Regions from separate parts of the Mus musculus genome. Here all the other regions are linked to region 2. The links are chromatin loops, found by intact Hi-C in ENCODE. Cell type or tissue: heart. All regions are shown on one strand.

Evidence for each region. A loop is a pair of places that touch in the nucleus more often than their neighbours do. Peaks named below come from ENCODE experiments on the same cell type or tissue, not always from the same donor. Only the 100,000 strongest peaks of a DNase experiment are listed, where the experiment ranks them.
Region 1: it touches region 2 in a loop (5-fold over the local background); 21 of 42 quality-filtered maps call a loop at or near these places.
Region 3: a loop joins it to region 2, with 8 times the contacts of the local background. A loop is called at or near these places in 40 of 42 quality-filtered maps.

What each region holds. Positions count from the first base shown.
Region 1 is chr6:136,513,995-136,521,994 of GRCm38, forward strand. Atf7ip (activating transcription factor 7 interacting protein) reads left to right here and starts at 4,857. Exons shown (of 15, transcript NM_019426.2): 1 at 4,857-4,969. It overlaps Gm44140 (a long non-coding RNA gene), which reads right to left and starts at 4,759. Exons shown (of 4, transcript XR_001785394.2): 1 at 4,604-4,759; 2 at 4,455-4,498; 3 at 1,388-1,470. In heart, CTCF peaks have their summits at 4,637, 5,202 and 5,401; DNase peaks (open chromatin) are centred at 4,777 and 5,087; H3K4me3 peaks cover 2,603 bases; H3K27ac peaks cover 1,740 bases.
Region 2 is chr6:136,418,079-136,426,078 of GRCm38, forward strand. It overlaps a transcript of E330021D16Rik not described here. Among named protein-coding and RNA genes, the nearest start is that of E330021D16Rik, 6.5 kb to the left of the region's middle. In heart, CTCF peaks have their summits at 3,169 (motif pointing left) and 4,468 (motif pointing right); no DNase peak of the experiment used is centred here; H3K27ac peaks cover 1,297 bases.
Region 3 is chr6:136,551,184-136,559,183 of GRCm38, forward strand. The region is part of intron 1 of Atf7ip (activating transcription factor 7 interacting protein); the gene reads left to right. LOC108169175 (a long non-coding RNA gene) reads left to right here and starts at 2,908. Exons shown (of 2, transcript XR_001785397.1): 1 at 2,908-3,322; 2 at 4,235-4,362. In heart, CTCF peaks have their summits at 2,896 and 4,672 (motif pointing left); DNase peaks (open chromatin) are centred at 2,788, 3,778 and 4,598; H3K27ac peaks cover 2,840 bases.

The sequences.
Region 1 (8,000 bases), 96 kb after region 2:
TTGGCTTACAGTTCTGATGTGTAGTCCATTTTTGTCATGGCAGGAAGCATGGTGGCATGTAGTCAGACATAGTGCTGGGGAAGGAACTGAGAGTTCTGCATCTAGATCAGCAGGTAGCAGGAAGAGAGGGACTTTGAGCTCGGCGTGATTATTTGAAACCGCAAAGCTTACCTCCAGTGACACAATTCTTCTAAAAACCCTGTATTTAATTCAATAAGGCAATACCTCCTAATAGTGCCATTCCCTATGAGCTTAAGGGGCCATTTCCATTAAAACCACTATAGCAGCTGTCTTAGGTACTTTTAAATTGCTGTGATAAAACACCATGGCCAAGGCAATTAATAAAAGCAGTATTTACCTGGGATCATGGTTTCAGAGGGATCGGCGTCCACTACCATCCTAGGTAGGGAACACGGCGGTGGACAAGTAGGCACTGTGCTGGAGCAGCAGCCGAGAGCTTACATTCCAGCTCAAAAGAGCAAGCAGTGAGTTCATTAGAGATGATGGCTGGAGGGTGTTAAAGCCTCAAAATCCAGCCCGTATGATACACATCTTCCAACAAGGCTATACCTCCCAGTCCTTCCTAAATAGTTCCACCAAGTGGGGACCAATATTCAAACATGAGCCTGGGGGGGTGGGGGAGCGGTCATGCTCATCCCAACCACCACAGCCACTATGAAGTCCTTGCAAGCACAGTGAGTTTCTGCTGCTGATTTCTCCAGGCACACACACAGTAACCTGAAACAGAGCATCTCTTGGGGATTCGGAGAAGAGCAAAGTGAAGGGCTGTGACTATCTTTAAAGAATGAGGCAGTATGATCATGATTGATTGGCCCTTTTCATGAGTTAAGGCCCGATGTCTGGGCAGTGAAATCAAGTCAGGTGTAAGTACTTGTGGTTAGATCTTGTTCAACTTATTTAATCTAGAGTTACGAATTCATATTTTGGCTTCCTATAGTTTTCAGTGCTAGAGTGTCCAGAAGAGGATCTGATGAAACCAGGGAGGCAGAAGCAAAGCCCTAGCAGTTCTCTTTCTCAGATGTGGTAACAGGGAGATTGGCACTTTCTGGGTCATGCTGTCTCCTTCATTTCACCTTTAGCTCTCTTAGCTGCCAAATCTGTTTGAGTAACCATAACCACGAGCAAGCAACCAACAGAAGTGTGACTATTCACAAGGAGGAGAGACAACAGAAGCAATACACCCCTTTTGCCATTCCACTTAAGCGAGGACTGGACCTCATGTTTCTGCGTAATTAGCTGGTGACTCTTTCCCTTTTAGTCTAGCTAACTGGAGTGGATTACGTTTCATCAGTTCCAGAGGCAGGTAGGTATAGGGGGCTTAAGTAAACTTAACCCCAGAACTCATGAGAGTGTCCAATCATCTTACCAAATCCTTAGTGGATACCATCATTGGTTCCAGAAGTGGGTCCAGGGTCCTGATGAGACTTTAAATTTAGTTCTCTGATCTTCCTAAATGTGAAAGAACAGTGACATTGTCAGTAATAAAATGGCGGCTCACTTGGTAAAGTGGCAAAAATATTTTTTGTTTGTTTTGTTTTCTATCACAAGCCATAGAAAACTGGGATCTACATGCAGAATGATACAGTTCAGACTCCTGACTCTATGTATAAAAATTTCAACTCATCAGGACTGCTGGTCCACGTTTGCAATCCCAGAGATCTGGAAGGCTGAGGATTTCAAGTTCAAGGCTTGCCTGGGCCTCACTGACTTTAAGGCAGCCTGTAGAACATTGTAGGATTTGTTGCAAAAATTAAAAAAGAAAAAACAAAGATCCAATTGACAAAAATAATAAAAAAGTAAGAAAGGGCTGGGCATGTGGCTCAGTGGTAGAAAATTAAAGAAAAATACCTTGAAATGGATTAAGGACATAAACAAACACAAGCCTTGAAACTAAAACCAGAAATAAGAAAGTGTAGGGGAAGCCTTCACAAAATTGGTCATAACAAAACAATTTAAAAACTTAAAAAAATAAGTCCCTTTTATTCAGTCTTAAAGGCTTTGTACATGCTCTGGGCTCAGCACATACATTTATTATTTAAATCTTTAAATATCACTCCTCCACACACACAAAGAGAAAAACCCATGGAAATTTACAAATCCCCTACAAATGTCTTTTTGGTTGTTCACTTCCTCTTTATACAAACAACCAGAAAACAGCCAAGGCTGGCCCTGTAGCCCACTGTCCTGCAGAAGCCCAGAGGAAGAACGAAGAGCCCCGGGGGCTTCCTGCAGACCAGAAATCTATATTCAGACCAGGGGACTTGTCTTTTGACTTCTGTAGACCCTTGCGTATGCTCTTTATGTTCAGATGCAAGCAGTTCAAGGTGCTGAGGCTGTTGAGTTTTTGATAAGGTTGTTTTGTTTTCCTCCCTCTCTTTGCACTCATCTGGACCATCACTGGCACTCCTGCACTCAGAGAACCACTGAGGCCCACAAAAGTCAGCCTTAGAGGGACCTTCACCCCTGCAGCTGGCCTGCATCTACAGGGCCAGGGATGCTTGCACCTGCTTGGGCTCTACCAGTGGCATCTGATCTTGTGGAAACCATGAATTTTGATGTTCTAGAGGGTAGGCTAGTGCACATGATATGGTCTCAGATGATCCATCACTAGGCAGGAGTAGGCACATGTGGGTGGAAAGATGGTTCACTCATTGTCCTGGTTGTTCAGAACTGGCTGCTCTTCTGGAGAACTTAGGTTTGATTCGCCAAGACTGACATGGAGGCTCACCTGGGTGACAGCATGAGGCAGCACAACCTTGCCCAGCTCTGACATACATCTCTTGTGTGTTGGTCCTGAGGAAACACTTCCCACAAGATTTCACCTCAATGATGTGGGGGCAGTCCATCGGCCACTGTCCCGGAAGAACAAAGTTCTGGTCTCTTGTTTATCACAGCTGGTTCTTCAGCTCGAGCTCATTTTAAACCACAGATTCTTCACACAAATGGCCTGGTAGAGTCTTTGCTTCCCTCTGAAACGTCACAAGCTGGGCCACTGTCGTCTGCACTGCTCTCAACATTCTTGTCTCTCTAGTTTCTACGTAACAGGTCCCTGAGTTCTCCACACTCCATGGCTTTAGTACAATGTCCTACCAATCTGCCTCTAATCAACATGCCCAGGTCTGTCACAGGAATTCTGGGGCTGGAGCAGGAACATGGAGCTGATGTTTTCTTCCTTTTCTTCTTTCTTTCCTTCCTTTCCTCTTCCACCTTTCTTTTCCTTTCTCTTCTGTTTCCTTCCTTCCTTCTTTTATTTATTTATTTATTTTTTTTGAGTCAAGGTTTCTCTGTGTAGTCAAGGATGTCTTAGAACTCACTCTGTAGACCAGGCTGGCTTAACCTCACAGAGACAGGCTTACTTACTGCTGCCACCCAAGTGTGGGTGGCACCACACTCAGCTGGGTGTTTCCCCTTTCAAGGCCTCTTGTTAGATTAAGTCAAGTCTATTCTAGATATTCTCTCTTTCAACTCAAAATCAATCTAGAATCTTAAATACATCTATTAAAAACACTTACCTTTTTCCTTTTCCCTTTTTTGGAAACAGGGTTTCTCTATATAGCCCTGGGTATCCTGAAACTAGATCTGTAAACCAGGCTGGCCTTCAAGTCTTAGATTTGCCTGGACACTGTATCACATTTTATGACCCCAGAAGTTGTTTCTTGAATTTCAATTTCCTTGGGTTTGCCTGTTTAATGTCCTAGTTGAATTGTCAAGTACAGGACAATAATGAAAGCTGTGAGCTTCTTTGGAGAGAGAGTCTCAAGCTCTAGATGATCTGGGAGCATGTGGCCCCAGGTTGTCCTTGTTCTCTCAAGACCTGCCTCATCTCCCTGAGTGCTTCTGGGAATTGAGCCACAGCTGCCCATGGGAGTGTAGATTTCCTCAGCACTGACAGCTACTTAACTTTTTGATTGGTTAAGTTACTATTGAACAAATACTTAAAGGGAGAAAATTAAGTTTAAGGGATTCCACCTAATATTATTTTTCTGGCTCTTACTGATTTACAAAACATATTTAGAATCTTTTCTTCATTCTAGCTTCTCTCAATTTGTCGGAACAGTGATTACTGTCTCTATTTAAGCGACACGTGAATTTATGAGGTGTGAAGGCATGATTGGTACTGCTTGCTCTCTTACAGGATATCCCCCCAAAAGATGTTCATCTCCACATCTTGATGATTAACACAATTAACTTAGTGAACTTTAAGTGATACCTGTAACACTTTGACAGAGTTTGAGGCCGATAGATTTCAAATTCCAGACCAGTGTGGGCTACGTGGCAAGTTCAATGGCTAGACTGAGTTAAACTGCACGAATCTTCATCAACAAAACAAAACAAAAAGATAAAAATTAAAAAAAATTTTTTTTTCGAATAAATTACCGTACTCTAGGTTCTCTAGACTTATGGAAAAATCTTTTCGCTTTTTAAACACCTACTTTTTTTTTTCTCAAGTCTCATGGAGGGGTGGCCACTGAGGAATCTCCATGCAAAAAAAAAAATAAAAAAATTAAAAAAAAAACAAAAAAAACCCCAATCACCTCCAGGATAAAAAAGAAAAGAGCCAACCGGAAAAAAAAAAAATCACCTCCGGATGCGATCGAAAAGACGGCAGCGCCACCACCGCAGACGGGCTACAATTTCAAGGCAGGAGGCGTGGCCAAAAATCCCTCATTCAAATAAAAAACCAGGAGATTTGCATGGAGAATAGGCATCGCGCACGTTCATTGGCCGATCGCTCAGTGGGTGGAGTACATAGTGTGCCCACGAAGCTCCGCCCCCATCTATTTGCATAACGGCCCCGGCGCGTGCTGGGGAGAAGCGGGTTTGTTTTTGAATCTGCGGTGGCGGCGAGTGGAGCGCACGGCTGAGACGGCAGCGTCCGGGACGGCTGCACGGGACGGCTGCGTAGGAAGGAACTCGGGTCCCAGGCTCTCACCTCCCGCCCCCGAAGGTATACGCGAGTGCCAGGGGCTGTTCTAACCACTGTCGGAGAAATGACTATTGTATTTCGGAAGAGTCAAGACCGCATTATGGCGGCTGCGGGAGTTGAGTGTGCGCCTGCGCGGTTGCGAAGCTGCGGGCGGGCGCTGCATGGGAGCACGTGATCGCGTGGGGTCGGGCTCTAGCTGCAGTTGAGCAGCTGGCCGGGCGGTGGCTGCGCAGGCGCAATATTCATTTTCAAGAGCTAATGTTCTTGTTGGACGCCATTTGGGTTCTAGATTTAATTTTCTCATTCTCGAGGGGGTTTCGTCTCGTGCTTCTTCTTTTCACATTTTCCGAGGAAAACGTTTCTCTCGTGTCTTACACCTACCCGCACCTTAAAATCCTTTATTTCTCTCACGGTTTCACCGGTGCAGACTTGATATTTTGGTACAAATTGCCTCTTGTGGTTCTCGATTATAATTTCGCGTTTAGTTAGGTATTTCTGGATTCGCGTTCCATTTAGGGAGATAAGATCGGCACCTAGTGGTGCTCTCGGGGGAAGTGCATTTACTTCAGCTGCACTTTTGTAAATACATTTTTAACCCTGTTTTTACCGGTTCGCTTTTGGATGTGCAATGTTTACAAAATAGAAACTTTTATTTTTGATTTGTTTGAGAGGACAAGAAAAGGATGTACAAGTTAAGTTGAAATCTCAATTTTCTCAGGTATTACATCTTTATTATTTTTTTTTTTAAAAAGGAACATTTCATCCAAAGTCAATGAAGTTTTAATCCAAACACTTGAGTCTTTCATGTTTTTAGTTTTACTGTTTCTTCAGTTAGAGAAATGTTAAAGAAAATTAGTGAACACGATTTCTCATTATTTTGGGATGACGTATAAGCTATTATATCATTTTTTGATGAAGAATTTTACAAATATTACAAGTTCTATTGAGGTCCTTATTTAAGGGAATCAATTAAACATTTTGAGTTTTTGAAAAAAATATGTGCACTGTAGTATATGTGTATAATGTACACTTTAAATATGTTTTAGGTGTATATGTCCTGGTTTTAGTTTCTTAAAATAACTATGGGTGTGCTACTGATTAAAGTTGTGATGCCACTAAATTTCAGTTGTATGTAGCACAATTAGGTCAGTTGTATGTAGCACATTGGGTCAGTATACGTATAATTTAATATAATTTTCTTATTCTACCCGTTGTTTCTTACTAGTCTAAAAACTTGTGTTTTCATAAACATCTGTCATTCATATGTATAGTTGCTTTTTTGGTTGCTTATGTAACCCAAGTTTAAATCAGTCTGTTGTCAAATTAAGTGCTGTTATAATGTCGATTGGTTTGGGCTATCTCTATTACCCGAAACAAATACTCTTAGAAATAATAGGATATAATTGAAAGGAACATTTTGGGCTGTTTTTTTTTTTTTTTTTTTTTTTTTTTTTTTTTTTTTAAATGCTGTGACATATGCCCTGGAATGGAAGGACGGGGAAGGAAGTCTTCTCCTCCTGTAGCTAGCAGGTCTAAAGTTGATGTAATGGGAATCTTGAGCCTCTGCTGTCTTGTACCAGGAATGAAGGCAGTTCTGCCTTTTTGAGACTTTGATGCTTCTGAGGTGGTTTCCCCTCACCCCATTTTGTACTCCTAGTATTTGAGTTTATGTATTTAAGCTTAACATTTTTGTTTGAATGCATGGGTAATTGTGTCATGCGTTAATATTGAGCATCATAAGAGGCACTAGAAAATTACATAACATGCAATTTCAATATTGATGGGACAGTTTTGCTGTATTTCTTAGAAGGTAAATGTAATTTTAAGTTTACTAAAATTAATGAATTGTCTGAATGTCAGTGGTTGATTCTTTAGTATTTTAGAAACAAGTACTAAAAGTTTGAAATTTTAGTTTGGTTATAATTAAATGAAGCATTGTGCATGTATGTACACACACACACACACACACACAGACAGACAGACATGTTACTCAAAGTATGAACAATCACTGATATGTAGTTTAGAAAGAATCAGGCTGGAATGATTTAAGTCATAAAATTAAAATTTTATTTTTTAAAAATTACTTGATTTTGTACTCTGTTGGAATATTTTCACGTCCACAGTATGAAGATTTAGTATTGTGTTAATCGCCCTTAACTACTGTGGTGATGTTTGTAACTTCACTTTTGCTGTGGTAGATCAGTCTATAAATATTTATCACTATATATACATATAAATACGTACACACACACACACACACACACACACACACACACACACACACACACTTACATGTGTATGTTTTCCAAGACAAGGTTTCTCAACCCTGGCTGTCCTGGCACTCACTCTGTAGACCAGGCTGACCTTGACCTGCCTGCCTTTGCTCTGCCTCCCAAGTGCTGGGATGAAAGTCATGTACCATTACTGCCTGATTTCATTTTTAATTAATTTCCTGCAATTTTCCTTTTTGGTTGTGTGTGCTGTGGGTCAAACTCAGGGCCTCAGGCATGCTAAGCACACACTGTCATGTTAAGCACACACTCTCATGCTAAGCACACACTACCATGCCCAGCTGCATTCCCCAGCACACTGCATGCTCTTGTAACTTAGTCTGACTAGCTCCCCATTTTAGTGTTCTAAAATGTTTTTTAAATAACTGCATAATAATGTATTATCAAAATCTTAATTATCAGATATTTTCAAATCAATCAATGTCTTTATTCCTTTATTGAGACAATGTATCCCTATGTAGCCCAGGCCATACTAGAACTTGCACTGAAGCAGATGGATATGGTTCTTCTGGGATTAAGTGCCTGGCTCCAGTATGTTTGTTTTTAAATATCTGAAGGTTATTTGTACAGGATGAGTGCACTCTGACTTTGTAAGCCTCCTGCTCAGACTGTGTGTGGCTCTGTTTCTCTTTGTTCTCCCCTCCTCACCCCAGCTTCTCAGATGTAGCTCAGGCTGGCCTAGCCCTAGGCTGTTTTTGCCTCAGTAGCCTGAGTGCTGGTTACTGGCATTGTCAAGCTAGCTTGTTGCTTATTTGCCTAGT
Region 2 (8,000 bases):
CTGCCTGCTCTATTCATACAGCACTGAGAATGGAACCCCAGGACTGTGCCTGCTATGAAAGCACCGTGCCAACTGAGCTACATCCCCAGCCACACCCCAGAGGGAGCAGGAGTTAGATTCCTGACAAGCAGATAGATAAGAAGAGGGGCCAGAAATAGATAAAAAAAAAAAGATGGGGGTTTAACAGTTTCTTCTCATACTTCTGACTGGAGACAAAGATCTAAATGTCCGGTGGGCCTTTTCTCCTATCACTAGGGTTCCCCTGCCACTGAGATTGGAGACTCGAGGAGTTGAAATGAACACTTATTTTATCACGAGGGGGAGGCCGGGGTGGAATTCCGTGGCACAGAGCGTCAAATGCATGTATTTTAAAGGCTTGGCTCCTGGGGGGTGGTACTGGAAGATGGGGAGCCTTTAAGAGAAAGCTTATTAGGTCACAGAGGGCATGCTCTAGAAGAGGATTGTGGGACCAGTCACTTCTCTTTCTCTTACCCTTCCTGGCTCACAAGAAGCTTCCTCTGCCATGCATCTCCAGCATACAGTGCCTTGGTGAAAGAAAAAGAGGACGTGCCCGCTCCAAGGAACGCCTAGGAGGAGGGGTTTCATGTAGATAAGAGGGAGAACAGCCAGAGGCATTTGCAAGAGTCCAGACTGAAGCAGGCCTTGAGGGGAAAGAGAGAGAGAGGAGAGAGATAGAGAGAGAAGAGAGAGAGGAGAGAGAGAGAGAGAGAGAGGGAGAGAGAGAGAGAGAGAGAGAGAGAGAGAGAGAGAGAGAGAGAGAGAGAGAGAGAAAAGAGAAGAGAGAAGAGAGAGAGGAAAAAGAGAGAGAGAAGAGAGAGGAGAGAGAGAGAGAGGAGGGGGGGAGAAGCCAGATGGGAAGAGGGGAGTTTGAGGCCAAGAGAGGCTACGTGAGGACATACCTCAAAAACAGGCAAGAAAGTCAGCGTCGCCATGGGAGGAAAACAGGTCCAAGGGTTGTAGCCTGGGCAGCAGGAGTGACCTGGGGTTTGTTCAGAGCAAAGAGAACGAAGGCGAGGGCTCAGGAAACTTGCACACTCCAGTGCCTTGCCAGCGAGAGCAGTAGCCACCACTCGCATCCTGGCAACCTCCTTTTGGTGCTAAGGAAGTTGCTGGCACTATGGGTGCAATCTCCATTCGCCTTGCATGTTGTCTTTCCCTCTGCCTTGTCATCCTGAGAGGGAGACACGACTCAGTTCCCACTAGAAGACGGCTCCATCTTAAGTGTGCATTATCCTCATGGGATGAGCTGCCTGCAAAACTCCAGTTCCTGGAAAGTGCTGAGCCACGAGTGTAGACTTCTAGGAATGTCCCTCTAGGAATTCTACAGCAGGGCATTCAGAATGTTCCAGAAAAATCTTTAAACCCCCTTAGGTACTTATCTGGGTGTGTTGAACCTTGAAGCAGAGGACAAACACTATCTAAATGATTAACATGGAGAGTGGAGCAGGAATTTGTCCCAGTTTAAAGCAGAAGAAGCAAATACAAAATGAAGGCAGAGGGGCAAGGTTCTACCTTGCTTTTAGTTACCCATTAGACATCTGCCCGGGGCAAGGTCAGCATTTCCTGCAGATGCAGCCCGTGTCCCTGTCAGAACCCCAGTCAGGACAACCATTGTCGAAATGATTACTGCAAGTGCTGGCGAGGGTGCAGAGTCAAAGGAGTTCTCAAACGCTGTGGAAGAGAATGCTGAGACCCATCAGTGAAAGCAATCCGGGGACTCTCAGGGAATAAAAATAGAATGACCATAAGACCAGCAACCCCACTACTATCTCCAAAAGTAATTAAATCAGTTTGCCAGAGCACACCCTGTGTTCACTGAATCATATGTGGGGCTTTTTTTTAAAGATTTTATTTATTTATTTTATGCATATGAGTACACTGTATCTGTACAGATGGTTGTGAGCCTTCACGTGGTTGCTGGGTACTGAACTTGCTCTGGTCAGCCCTGCTCTCTCAGTCCCTGCTTGCACCGGCCCAAAGATTTATTTATTATTGTACATAACTACACTGTAGCTGTCTTCAGATGCACCAGAAGAGGGCATCAGACCTCATTAAGCATGGTGGTGAGCCACCATGTGGTTGCTGGGATTTGAACTCAGGACCTTCAGAAGAGCAGTCAGTGAGTGTTCTTACCCGCTGAGCCATCTCACCAGCCCTCATTGAATCATTGTTAACGACAGAACAATAACAGTAACAATAAAGACAATGAGATGTGCAGGTACCATAAAATCCTCTCCAGTCATACAGTCATAAAAAAAAAAAAATTAAAGGAAGAGGTGGGGCTGGAGAGATGGCTCAGCAGTGACCAGCATTGGCTGCTCTCCTGGAGGACCTATGTCCATTCCTAGCATCCACATGGAGTTGACTACCATCTGTATCTTCATTTAAAGGGAATCCAGCATCCTCCTCTAGTCTCCTCAGGCATGGGCAAAACATTCATACATAAAATAATGATTTAAAAAGAAGATTCAGGGGCTGGAGAGACAGTTCAGTGGTTAACAATAATGATTGCTCTTCCAGAGGTTCAGAGATCAACCTCATGCAACCACATGGTGGCTCACAACCATTTGTAATAGGATCTGATGTCCTCTTATGGTGTGTCTGAAAACAGCTACAGTGTACTCGTATACATAAGGTAAATGAATAGATAATTTTTTTTTAAATCAAAAACAGTGAATGAGGGCAAGAACTCAAACAGAGCAGGAACCTGGAGGCAGGAGCTGATACAGAGGTCATGGAGGGGTGCTGCTTACTGGCTTGTCCAGCCTGCTTTCTCACAGTACCCATAATAGCCTGGGGCCTCTGCCATTAATCACTAATTAAGAAAATTCTCCACAAGCTTGCTTATAGCCAGATCTCATGAAGGCATTTTCTCAGTCAGGGTCTCCTTCTCTCTGATGACTCTAGCTTGTGTGGGGTTAGCATAAAGCCACACCATGCTCCTCAAGACTAGCTCTTGGGACTTGAGCCCACGAGGTCCCTTCTCTTAAAGGTTCTACCTCCTCCCAAAAGCACCACGCTGGAGCCCAATCCTTCAACACCTGGGCATTTAAGGAACACTCTCTATACAACTCTAGCACTATGAGGGAACAGTTATCATCTTCCCCATTGCTGTGGTCTGTGACAGTGCTGATTTCTATGTACAGCGCCCTCTACAGACCTGTGTTTGAATAACTATTGGTCCCCAGCTGCTTAGGGGTACTGCTTTGAGGAGTTGGAAAATCTTTTAAATGGGAGGCCCCCAGGGGCAGTCCTTCAGCTATACCTACCCCCATTCAGGCCTTAGGAGTCTGCTTCTTGTTTGACCAAGATGTAAACAAGCTGCTTCAGGTTCCCATGGCCATGGGCAGAGCCCTCCAGCATCCGTGCCTTCTTCACAGTATGGGCTTCATCCCCTAGACCTGCAAGCCAAAATAAGTCCTTCCTCCCTTCCATTACTTCTTTGGGCCCCTTTTCTCAGGGGGCCTAATGGATACTTAATTACACAGGTCATTATAAAAGGTGACCGTAGGGGGCCACCCTCTAACCGTCTTCATCATCAGTTACTTTTCTGTTGTTGTGATTAAAAAAAAAAAAAAAAAATCACATGGCCAAAAGCAGCTTAAGGAAGAAAGAGTTATTTTAGCTTCCGGTTCCAGGGAATAAAGTCCGTACAGAAGTTGCTGGAAATAGAGATTGACATTTCATCCACACACAGGAAACAGGGAGGCAGAGCAGGAAGTGGAGAGGCTATAAACCCTCAAAGCCCACCCATCCCCCACCCCCAGCGGCATGCCTCCTCCTCCTCCAGCAAGGTCCACATCATCAAGGTTCCAGAACCTTCCCGACCGCACCAGCAGCTAGGGAGCGGGCCTTCTGATTCATGAGCGTATCGGGCATTTCTCATTCCAGTGGGACTGTTATCACATATGGCTCAGGCTCTTAATGACAGAAGTAGGAAGTTTATCGCTTTTCTAGAGAGCAAGCTGATTTAGTAAAAGGCTTTTGATGGAAGATGTGACCTTCATTTGATGGACAGAGCCAGCGTCCTCCTAGGAATGGCACTGACGGAGGAGATGCGCCAGGTCAGATCCCTCCTCTCCTTTTGATCTTGTTTTGATGCTTCCCACCGCCCTCATCTGCCTGGAAGTTAAGGACACGGAAGCTTATAGATGTGCCTCCCATAGGCTAGCCTACGCTCCCAAGGCATAAATTTAGCAGGACAGAGAACAGGGAACACAAGTCCAGAAGGGGGATATGATGACAGTCCAGCTAGTTTACACTACGATGTTAGCACAGCATCCTTACTCTAGCGGGTGGCTGGAACGGTGACAAATAGCTATGAATTTAATGAGGGAAATAGGAAAAAGAGTGCCCATGCCTTTCCAAAATGAAAAGAGTGAAATTTCTCACCTCAGACATAAAGAACTTACTTGATTCTTCCTTGCGTGGTGCAGTGCACAATGCCATCCAGAAGGTGGCAGCATTGGCAAGCCATCTGCCACTTAGAAATCCAAGGTACAAAAACATTTTTCACAGTTATCACTGATAGACAATAAGCTTCCTAGACAGAATAACTTTGAGAGATTCCGTTTGTTTTATTATCTTTTAATTCCGTATATGCATCTGTGTCTGTGTGCGGGTAAGTGTGCGTGAGCACAGCCACCTGCAGAGACTGAAGACCTCGGAGCCTCGGGAGCTGGAGCTCAGAAGGCTGTTGAGCTGCTGGGCTTGGGTGCTGGGAACTGAATCTGGGTCCTCTGGAACAGGAACAAGTCCCCTTAGCCACGGAGCTGTCTTTCCAGCCACCAGAATAACAACTTTTAAGTCACGGATGGTCCTAAGTAAATGACGTGCAGAGCTTACTGTTTAGTAGCTATATATAGTTCTGTGCATTTTAAAGAGTATAAATGCCCCATGTTGCCTGATGATATCATCAAATGCAAATACATAATCTACAAATATAGTAGTGTCAAATGCCTATATGTATTAAAGCTACAAAATATCTCCCATTGTAGATATGTACAAATAATTTATAAACTGCATTCTAACATTGAAGCAAAATATGCTGGCGAACACTTGAGGTCTCAGCAATTGGGAGGTGGAGGCAGGAATGGCAGGAGCTCAAATCCAGCCTCAGTTACATGGTGAGTTTGAAGCAGCCAGGGCACATGATGATGGGCTAATAAGACCATACCAGGTGGAATAACTAGAAACAACTGTTCACAAGCCACATATAAAGCATCATGTTTTGGGAACTCAGGGGATAACTCAGTCAGAAGAGAGCTTGCCCCGCAAGCATGAGGACCTGAATTAGACTCGGAAGCCACAACGAAGATCTGAGAGTGGCAGTGCTTGCTTGTGCGGCCAGCAATAGTGAGGTGGGGATGGGCAGATCTGGGGGCCCAGCAGCTGGCCAGCCTAGCTCACCTGGCAAGCTCCAGACAATGAGGGAATCTGGGCATCACAGATATCACATCAGCTATTGAAAAAGAAAATATCGATTGGCTTCTAAATGTCATTTGTACTTTGTTTACCGTGTGTGCCTGTGTGTGTGTGTGTGTGTGTGTGTGTGTGTGTGTGTGTGCATTGTGGAGGTGAGAGGACAACCTGCAGGAATCGGTTCTCTCCTTCCACCCACGTGGGATCCTGGAATACAGCTCAGGTTGGCAGAGTCAAGCACCTTGACTTGCTGAGCCATCTTGTTAACCCTTAAATGTCCTTTTTTAATAAGACATTTATTTTTATGTAGGTGAGTACACTGTAGCTGTGCAGATGTTTGTGAGTCTTCATGTGGTTGTTGGGAATTGAATTTTTAGGACCTCTGCTCACTCAGATCAACCCTGCTCCCTCAGTCCCTCTTGCACCAGCCCCAAATTTTATTTATTGTTATTCATAAGTCCACTGTAGCTGTCTTCAGACACACCAGAAGAGGGCGTGAGATCTTATTAAGGGTGGTTGTGAGCCACCATGTGGTTGCTGGGAATTGAACTCAGGATTTTCAGAACAGCAGTCAGTGCTCTTACCCACTGAGCTATCTCTCCAGCTCTTAAATGTCATTTTTAAATTGTTTTAATAATATTCAAAATTGTGAAGTTTTTAAAATGTACATAGAGATATTGTCAGTACTGGAGGCCAGCTTTAGCTAAGGACACAGGATAGCACGTAAAATGGGAACACCAAACCACGACAGTGTGAAGGCCTGATTTCTCAGTCTAACTTGGAGACAAGTAATACATGAGAATATGGTTGAATAAGGCACCATGCTGTGTTCCTGCAGGCAGCTTGCCACCTCCACAGAGTCACAGAGGGCTGAGCGGAGACCATGTTTGTGGGGCTGATCACAGTGGAAACATCACCCTGTGGTGATGGGTGATGGAGACAGATGGGCTATAGAGACAGCTCAGCAGATAAATGCAGGATCTGAGCTCAGGTAAAGCCATAGGTCCCAGGGTCAGCCAGCTTGGCATACAAAACAGTGGATCCTGCCTAGAACAAGGTGAAAGGCAAGGACTACATCCAAAGTGGCCGGACCTACACACACACACACACACACACACACACACACACACACACACACACACACACACACAGAGGCAGAAGTGCAGGTTGTAGTATACCCATGAGCATGCATATGGGGAGGAGAGTAGGGAAGGGGGAGAGAAAAGAAAAAACTGGGGAATAACACACTGTACCCCCCAGCCCCCCCGCCGCCCCCATAGTAAATCAGGGGCAATTTTTACTCTGAAAAGATTTTGGGGTGTCTAGAAAAAGATTTGCTTGTCACAACTGCAGCAGTGTTAATGGCGGTAGCTAGTGGTTGAAGCCAGCTAGACAGGAAACGCCCTGGACACACAGAAAGCCTCCCTCTACAAATAAATCCTCTGACATGTGTAGGGTCTCTGTGAGAAACTGCTCTAACAGAAACTGCATCCTTAGGGTGACAGGAATAGGAGGGAAGACGGGGAGAGTGTAGAGTCACAAAGACGGAACAAATTTAAAGATGCCTCACTGAGCAAGAAGAGTTGAGATGTTCTTCCAGATGTGAGAGAGCTGATCATGATCATATTTGCATTGCAGAATGAAAAACAAATGGCGACAGGATGAAAATGGGTTGGGGATGGGCGGGGTTGAGAAAGAAACGTTGTAACAATTCTCTTGGGTTTGTTTCCTTTGGGTTCTTGTCTTAATCACAGCGAATGTGTTCAGGGGAAAATGCATTTCAAGATTGAAAGTGTGGTAGCAGACTTCTCAACCTTCCTAATGCTGCAACCTTCTCCGACCACCAGCGGTGTGAATTACCACACACAGACTTTTATACAGTTTAGAGCTTAGGCCCTTTGCTGGGGCAGTCTCCCAGCTACCATTTAAACTTAACCTCACTCTTCTAGCCTGGGACCTGCCTCATGGCTTGCTCTATACTTCCCTGCTCCCTTCTGGGTCGGCCTCCGAATCTCTTGCTTCAGCTCGCCTCTCCCGGCGACACTCTCTGTCTGGAAATTCCACCTTTGTACTTTCTGTTCCAGCTATTTGCTGTCAGATCTTTATTGTAACCAATCACAGGTGAGACAATGCCTGATACATCTCTAAGGTTGCCTTTAGACAGGTGAAGAAGACACAATAGAAAACCTGGAGATGGGAAGAAGTGACAATACCAAAATCCTGTGGGCACTCAGCTCTCTTCCAGTAGACAATTAAGCATTGAAAATACAAGGGCACACCTTCATACAATTTGAGGAAGGTTGCCCCAATGGTGGCCCAGTAATACAGTTCAGCACGCTGTGCTAAGCCAGCCACCAAATTATTTTTGTTGCTACCTTTATAACTGTAAACTTTGCTACTGTTATGAATCATGATGTAAGTATCTAATATTCTGTATATCTGTTATGTGACCCCTGTGAGAGTCATTCAGCCCCCAAAGGTGTCACGACAGAGGTTGAGAACCACTGGCTAATGGCTTCAAGATTAAATGAAACACCACCACCTACACCTCCGTTCCT
Region 3 (8,000 bases), 130 kb after region 2:
GCTGCTAAGATGGCTGCAAGGGGCTCCTTTGGGGTATGTTTATCATTTCAAGGAGGGCTTTCATCAGCGTGTAGTGTAGTGATAAGTAGAGATTTCTCTTAAAGGGATGTTTTAATTTTGAAATAAAAACACACTGTCCATGCAAACTTTCATGAGGCTGAAACCGCCTCTTGTCAGCTGTGATTTTAAGGTGTTCTACTTTGATACTTAGACACTGTGTACATTTTATTACTTACATGTAAATGTGTGAGCATGCTAGCTTAGAAACTGTTAGAATGTTCTAGATTACTACCTTTGCTTTCAAAAAGAACAGATTTTTTTATTTAAGAAATTATTTGTAGGTGTCAGTTACATACATGCAGGGCATAGTCTCTAGTCGGTATTTATTACATAGTCTGAACTATATAGTGTGTGCTCATTATTATAACATTAGGATACTCCAATTTTCATTATATTGTGAATGGCTTTAGAAGCATATCATGGCATTGGTATATTTAAGATGTTTTCTGATATGAAAGTTTTGCCTTCCTAAAATATGCCTGTACTAAAAATCTTATACTGGAGATATAACGAGATATGCTAAAGTGCTTTGTTAATGTACATGTAGGTATTAAAACCAAATAATGTTTATTTTTAAATGATGCCTTAAAATGGTGGCAGAAATAGGAAATGGTAGCAATACTGGTGAAGAATTGATAAGAATACTGGTAAAATATTGTAAAGCCACCAGTCCAGGACGTGCGATAATGCATCTCCTGCACCCTGCCAGGTTTGGTTACATGTTAGGCTTCGATTAGACTCAGAAGACATTTGTTTCATTTCAGATTTTCTGGTTGTCCTGGGAAAAGATAGTTAATGGAATTTTCCATGAGTAAGAAGACTGTTAGATTCTCGGCGCTGCAAGCTTTGATATTTTATAGTGTGTTTAATGAACAGTCCTATTGTCTTTTGAGATAAACATGTTATTGAATCTTGTCCTATTTAGAATAAGGAAGAAGAGTAAGAGGCTTTTTTGGGTATGCAGAGACAAATGTTAGTAGTATTTACATGTACTACCTTTATTAAAAGCAGAAATCACACCAAATACTTAAGCACCTGGAAAATTGAACTTCCTAAAATAAAGTATGAACAACACTCAGTTTCTTGGAATTTTTTTTTCTTCTAAATTTATTGTGTATATATGATTTTGCCGGCATATACATACAACACACACACACACACACACACACACACACACACACACACACACACACACACACACACACACACACACACACACTGTGCATCCCATGTATGCTTGGGGCCCAGGGAAGCCAAATTTTGAGCCATCTCAGTGCTGGGTGCTGGGAATTGAACCTGGTCCTCCTGAAGAGCAACCAGTGTTCTTCTTAAGCACTTAGCCATCTCTCCAGCCCTGGTGGTAGGCCATTTTGTTTTGTTTTATTTTTAATGTTAAAAATATGACCGAATGAAAGAGGTCAGAGTAAAGTCACAGAAAAAGAATGCACTTTAAACAAAACAAGGCATCTTGGTTTTTGAGGTACATTTTTTTTAAAGTTTTGATTTAATACATATTAACCTGGATAAGGCCAAAGTAATGAATTATTATCAGACTAATGGATAGTAAACAGTGAGAAAGGTTGTTAGTATTTATTGTGTAACTGATTATTTCTTATGGCCCTTCATGAATAAATACTGCCAATTCCCAAGCAATGCAAACCTTAGAGCTATCAACTGAGAAATGAGGGTTTGTTTGTTTTTAGTTTATATTACTTATCCACCCACCCATCCATCCACCCACCCTCCATCCACCTACCTATCCATCCATCCATTTATTTATTTGGTGTGTGATTGTGTGTTCATGTGTGTCTTGGGAGTCAGAGGACAGTTTGTGGGAGTCTTCTTTTCCATTCTTCCAAATTCAAGTCATGAAGATCATGATGATGAAGGTCAGGCCAGGTCAGCATGACGACAAACAGATTCTTAGCAATAGAAATCGTGGGTAATGAGTAAAATGATGTTTAGGGGTTGATTATTAGTAGTCACGTTTGTTGATTTGATTTTGTTAAGCCATCTAAGGAAAGAATTTGAATAAAACATTTTCCCGGCCTAGAGAGATGGCTCAGTGGTTAAGAACACTGAGTTCAGTTCCCAGCAGCCTTAACTCAGGATCCAAGGCATCTGATGCCCTCTCTGGCTGCTGATGGCACACGCACACATGTGACAGACATTTACATAAATGAAAACAGAAACAAATTCTCAAAACCTGGGATTTTCAGCATCTGATTAGTCAGAAAAGTATTGGTGATGTTTCTCCCAGCGTGGACATAACTGAAGTGTTTGTCAAAGAAAGATCTGGGCTGCATTTACTTAACATGATTTTGCTTTTGTTCAAAATTTTTTGTGAGTTGTATTTTTATGTATTCTTTATTAAAGCTACTAACTTAAATTAGCTTGGTGGTTGTGTGTGTGTGTTTTGAATCAATGATCTTGGTATTTATTTGGGCTATTTTTAGAAACTACAGACCCTAGTTTAAATATAAACAATAAAATGGGGGAGAGACTTCTCAAAAATCAACAGCACTGTAGATGGCTTTTATCGACACAAAGCATTTGAGTTGTGGTGATGTATAAGAGGTTTCCATTTTCATTGTTTCCTTTGACTTCCACCGTGCCTGTAGTTCTTAGAGCACTTGCCCTCATCTGCTTCCTTTGTTGCTGGGTAAGGTTTGTGATACTTTTCTCTGATTGGCTTTAGGCAGCTAAGGCTTTGAGCCAATCAGAGAGTGAATTTCAGTTCCCTCGCAGGACTGAAGGACGCGCTGAAGCAGCTGTTGATTTATTTCCCTTATGGGGCGATTATATAAACTAAAATTATGGCTGCAGCAAGCTCCCTCTTGGGTATGTTTGAAAAATTGCAAGGTTCACCTGTAATGAAGGGGGAAAATGATGAGTTTAAAAACGTGTTGACTAGGAAAAGCTAATAAAGATAGTGAATTTGGGGCAAATAAATTCTGATCATAGATTTTTTTTTGTAGTATTAAAAAAAACCCTGTAAAATTAACTTACAATCCATACCTTTTATTGCTTCAAAAGCAGAGCTTGTGTTGTCTTTTTAAAAATCAACTGTGAAAGGCAATTAATTGTGCTTGTTGTAGTAAATACATTGTTACCACTTAGAGCAACCAAAACCGGACATTTTGATTTTGTTCTGTGATTAAGCTGAGTCAGGTCCATGCAGTAGACAACACAGCGCTTTGTCATCCTACCCATGGTCCAGAAGCCTGTTGAATTTTCCGTTTGGAAATCTGTATTAGTAACGGTAGGTGAAATGGTTTGAGAGATCATCTTAATTATTGGGACTTAATATTTTGGTGGGATATATATATATATATGTATATATATAAACAAATAGAAGAGCTATTAACCTTGTAAAAGAAAATATACTTTGAATTTTATAGGTTCTAACTCATTATGTAGGAGTGGTATTTTTATGTATTGTCCCTGTTTAGCTGATTCCTCAGATAAGTTATATTTTAGAAACATTTATGAACATTGATTAAATCCAGATAAAGTAGCATAAAAGATCTGTAAATCTTAGCCACTTGTCTATGTGTGCTGTATATGTAAACCATATCATGGATTTAAGACAGGGATCTGTGTTCTAGGTTATTTGTTTCAGACAAAGAACCACATTGCACCATTTCAGCTCTGGGCTTTGTCAACTAGGTTTCTCTGACCTTATTGTCTGTCTCCTGTTGCTGGGCAGGAAATAGAATGCTGGCTACTGATTGGCTGAGTTTCTATGTAGCTCTTGAACAGCCACTTAAATTCTTGAGTTTTTTGAGCAGGGAGATTATAAGCTAAGACAAAACAGTTTCCCTTTGTTTCATGGCTGTCTGTGATCTCTTGCTAGAAAATGAAAGAAGTGGGTGCGGGGAGGGGGCTCAGGAAAAGTTCTCCTTTGAAGAAGAGGCTCACTGCTCTTCCCTTAAAAAGAATTTATCAAAAAATTGAAAAAAATTACAAGGCATAGAGACATCTCAGGTAACACACTTTTCTCTGGTTATTAATGTATAAATTTCTATAGAAAAATGTTGATAATATTTCACCAAGTTCTTGGATCTGAATATGTAAAGTAAGGACTTAAATACTTCGTTTTTAAACTCCTTTTAGATTAAAAAAGTACTTTCAGGAGAAATTTAATTCATCACGTCATGTGATGTACTTCTAGGTACGGCAGACATGTTCTGCTGTAAAATAGAAATGCCTTTCCTGTAAACTGAGGTGCGGTCCTGTGGAAGCGCTTTGACCCATGTTGCTGCTGTACCGAGGAGCAGAGATTCTCCAGAATAATGTAGGTGGATGTGGATGGTATCTGAAGTCCAGAGGGCGATGCTAAAGTGAGCTGTAGGATTGCTTACCTTCTGCTAATGCCGCCTTGGAGACTTGTTTGCAGGGTACACGCCCTTCCCTAATGTAAATTTTTCCTAATGAGCTTTGCTTATGCAAAATAGATTTCTCAAAGCAGACTGCTGATTGGTTTGCACAGATACGCCTGAACTAATTTGAACTTGTTCATGCTACTTCCTTATTGCTTTGTCTGTTTAGTTATACATAGAACCCACGAGAATCTGCTGAATGGCTGTAGTGTGCCCCCTGGTGGGGATGGAAAGTATGGAAGGTCTCAGGCAGGACTTTAGGTGATTAGTGAATTCAGTGGCTTTGTTGCAAAAAACCAACTTGACTTGGGTTATATTTATTTGTATTAAGTGTTATTTGGTAGAGAGAATTTAGTAATAGTGTTTGTTTACACTGGCTTACTATATTTTCAAATATCTCTCACACAAACACACACAATATGTTATTTAAGAGAAAATTTGTCTCAGAGTCTGAAAGTTATACTTAAAAACTCCACGGAATGTACATAGAGGCTAAACATAGAATCATTCTAGATGACCTGTTTGTGGTTGCAGTCTCACACTGTAGCACAGTTTGGACAGGAACTGACGATAACTTAGGCTGGCTCAGACTTGTAATGATCCTCCTGCCTCAGCCTCCCAAGTGCCAGGATTACCAGTGTACTCCACTTTGCTTGGCTTCAATCCTTAATATTAATTAATTAATCATCAATTAGTCACATCTCAGATAATTCTCAGCAAAGCTGGTGTTGGTATATGCAGTTCCTCTTAAGATACTTTAAGATACAGTTTCTTTTAAACACTTTAAAAACTTGAAATGCTAGGCAAGCAGCCTCATCCCGGAGATGTGGGACTCAAACTTACAACTCCCAGCCAAGTTCATTGATTATTTGCATTGTGAAAAGTTAAGTATGGTTTTTTTGTTTTTGTTCATTTGTTTGTTTTTGTTGTTTTGAGACAGGGTTTCTCTGTATAGTTCTGGAACTCAGTCTGTGGACCACGCTGACCTCGAACTCAGAGATGATGCCTCTCTCCTCCACACCTAAGCTTTGGAATTAACGGCATGCACCACTACACTGGCTTATGTTTTAAAAATGTTTAATTTTAATGTAAATAATTATAACTCTTGTTTAGGCATAGAATATCTGAAAATGGATATTTCAAAGTTTAAAGGAATAGTACTTCAGTATTTGAACATATTTAAATGGCAGTCACACTACATTTAATATGTTTATTATAGTCAGACTCATGAGTGCTAAGCTTGTGCTGCCTGGCTATAGTTCACAGCATGCATTGGAAGCCCCTGGGTTTTATCTCCTGCCCACAGTTTATGCAGAAAAATGTCCAGGTAACAGGACTTGCAGGTGGAGGAGAAAAGATGCTCGCCGAGTGTAAATCCTAGGCTTAAACAGGACCAGTGGGGGTTTGTTTCAAGGTTTCTGTAAATAGAGTTGAAAGATCATTTTTCTAAGAACTGTACTTTAAATAAAAAGAAGACACTAAGAACTGTTTAAATTATTGACTTAAATTCAGAAGGTGAGTGCAAAGTGTAACATAATCGGGACATTCGTTGACAATGTACCGTGTCTTTAGAGCTGTACTGGTCTCTGACAAATAGGTCAAGCTTTGTATTTATTGAACAACATTCACTATTAACAACTTAGGGTGCTTATTTATTGCAGGTAAGTTATATTAGTAAGGGTGCTAAACGATACAGTGTAGAGTAGATTGTTTTGTGGAATTTAAAAGTAAAGCCTCACTCTTGATTGGGTGATACCAGGAACTAAGTGTATCAATAAAAGAGAGAAAGGGGTGGGGGAGAGAGCATCTATGTGCATACACATGCACATTTACATATGCTTTTGTCTGCCTATAGTTAATCTCTTGCTTTGGTGGTTCTGGGCCCATACCCAGGACCTTCCTTACGCATGCCAGGCAGAACTGCTCTGCAGTGAGCAGGTAGTCTTAGCTCTGTCTTCTTACTTGCTCTTTTGTACTAGCCTTTTGATAACATAAAATTGGTGATATGGGCTGCCTTTGTTTCTCTTGTTATTTTAATATCATTTCACAATTAAATGTAGCATCTTCCTCTTGAAAACCTTTAGCACTCTTGCTTTTTTAGAGTCTTAGTTTTAATTATAAGGTAGTACTGAATATGATCTAATGGATATTCTGTCTGTTCAGGTGGGTCCTCGCTTACTCTTGCTATTGTGTTTATGTGGTAAATCACACGCACACGCACACACACACATACACACGAGCACAGGCACGGGCATATTGTTTTAATTTTACAGACTAGAAGTTGAAAGTGATGCTGTAGTCAAGGCATAGTTCCTTGGATGGCTCTGAGGAAGGATTTGTCCAGACACATCTCCGAGCTGCTTCGAGTTGTTTGGCCTGTGATGGTATAGCTCTTGTTTCACATGGTTTTACTCTGTGCATGCTGAAGTCTCAGAGACATTAATCAGTTTGTACTAAGGCCCATCCTATTTATCCTCTTCTCATCTACAATTTAAGCAGTAAGACTACAGTACCATATTCTCACTCATTTTAAGGAAAAATTGTCAATCAGGCTCTTTTGTGGCCCTGTATAGACCAGGATGCTTCAAGACTTGTTAATGATCAGCCTTGCTTGGCTTTTGGATAGGAATTTTTGATAATGATCATTGGTTGGGTTTTGGATGTGAATTTTTGATAATGATCTTTACCTAGTGATTAGTATTATCTCTTGAAGAAATATTCTGCTTAGTCATTTATAGATAGAAGAAGAGAAAACTATGGAAATTTGAAAATGCTTTAGCAGAAGACAAGCTGTGAGCTGGAAATGTAGCTTGGCAGTTAAGAAAGAATATTGGCTGCTCTCACAGAGAAGCCGGGGTTTGGTTCCCACCCACATGGTGGCTCAGAACTGTCTGTAATACTAGTTCTATAGGATTCACCACCGTTTCCTCACCTCTTCGCATGCATGGACTCGACATAGCTATTTGGTTACATGCACATACAATAAACATAAGCACCTTGGCAAACATTAGATTCATTTGTGTGTATATATTAGGAAAGGTGAAATTTAACGGAGAACCGAGGACTAAGCTTGAACCACAGGGGAAGGACGAAGTGCAGTGCTTAGTCTCAGTTGTCAGGTGACAAGATCTAGACTTCTTGAGAGGTGGGTGGGCCTCTGGGATTTGCCTATGGATGGGTTTATCTTGATTAGGTTAATTATGTAAAAGACCCACCCACTGTGAATGGCCCTGTTCCCTGGGCTGGATGTGGGAAAAAGTAAGAGTGTGCGGGAGTTTGTCATGGCTCTGACTGTGTCTGTGTCTGTGTGTGTGTGTGTGTTTGTGTGTGTGTGTGTGTGTGTGTGTGAGAGAGAGAGAGAGAGAGAGAGAGAGAGAGAGAGAGAGGCATGTGACCAGCCACTTCAACCCCTGCTCATTCAACCTCCCCAACATAATGGGCCGTATTGAACTGTGTTTCAAAACAAATTGCTCTCCCCAAGCTGTTTTTGGTCAAGAGTATTTTATCACATTATCTGAAAAAGTAACTTACCAGATGCAAATTAACCTCATTCAAAAA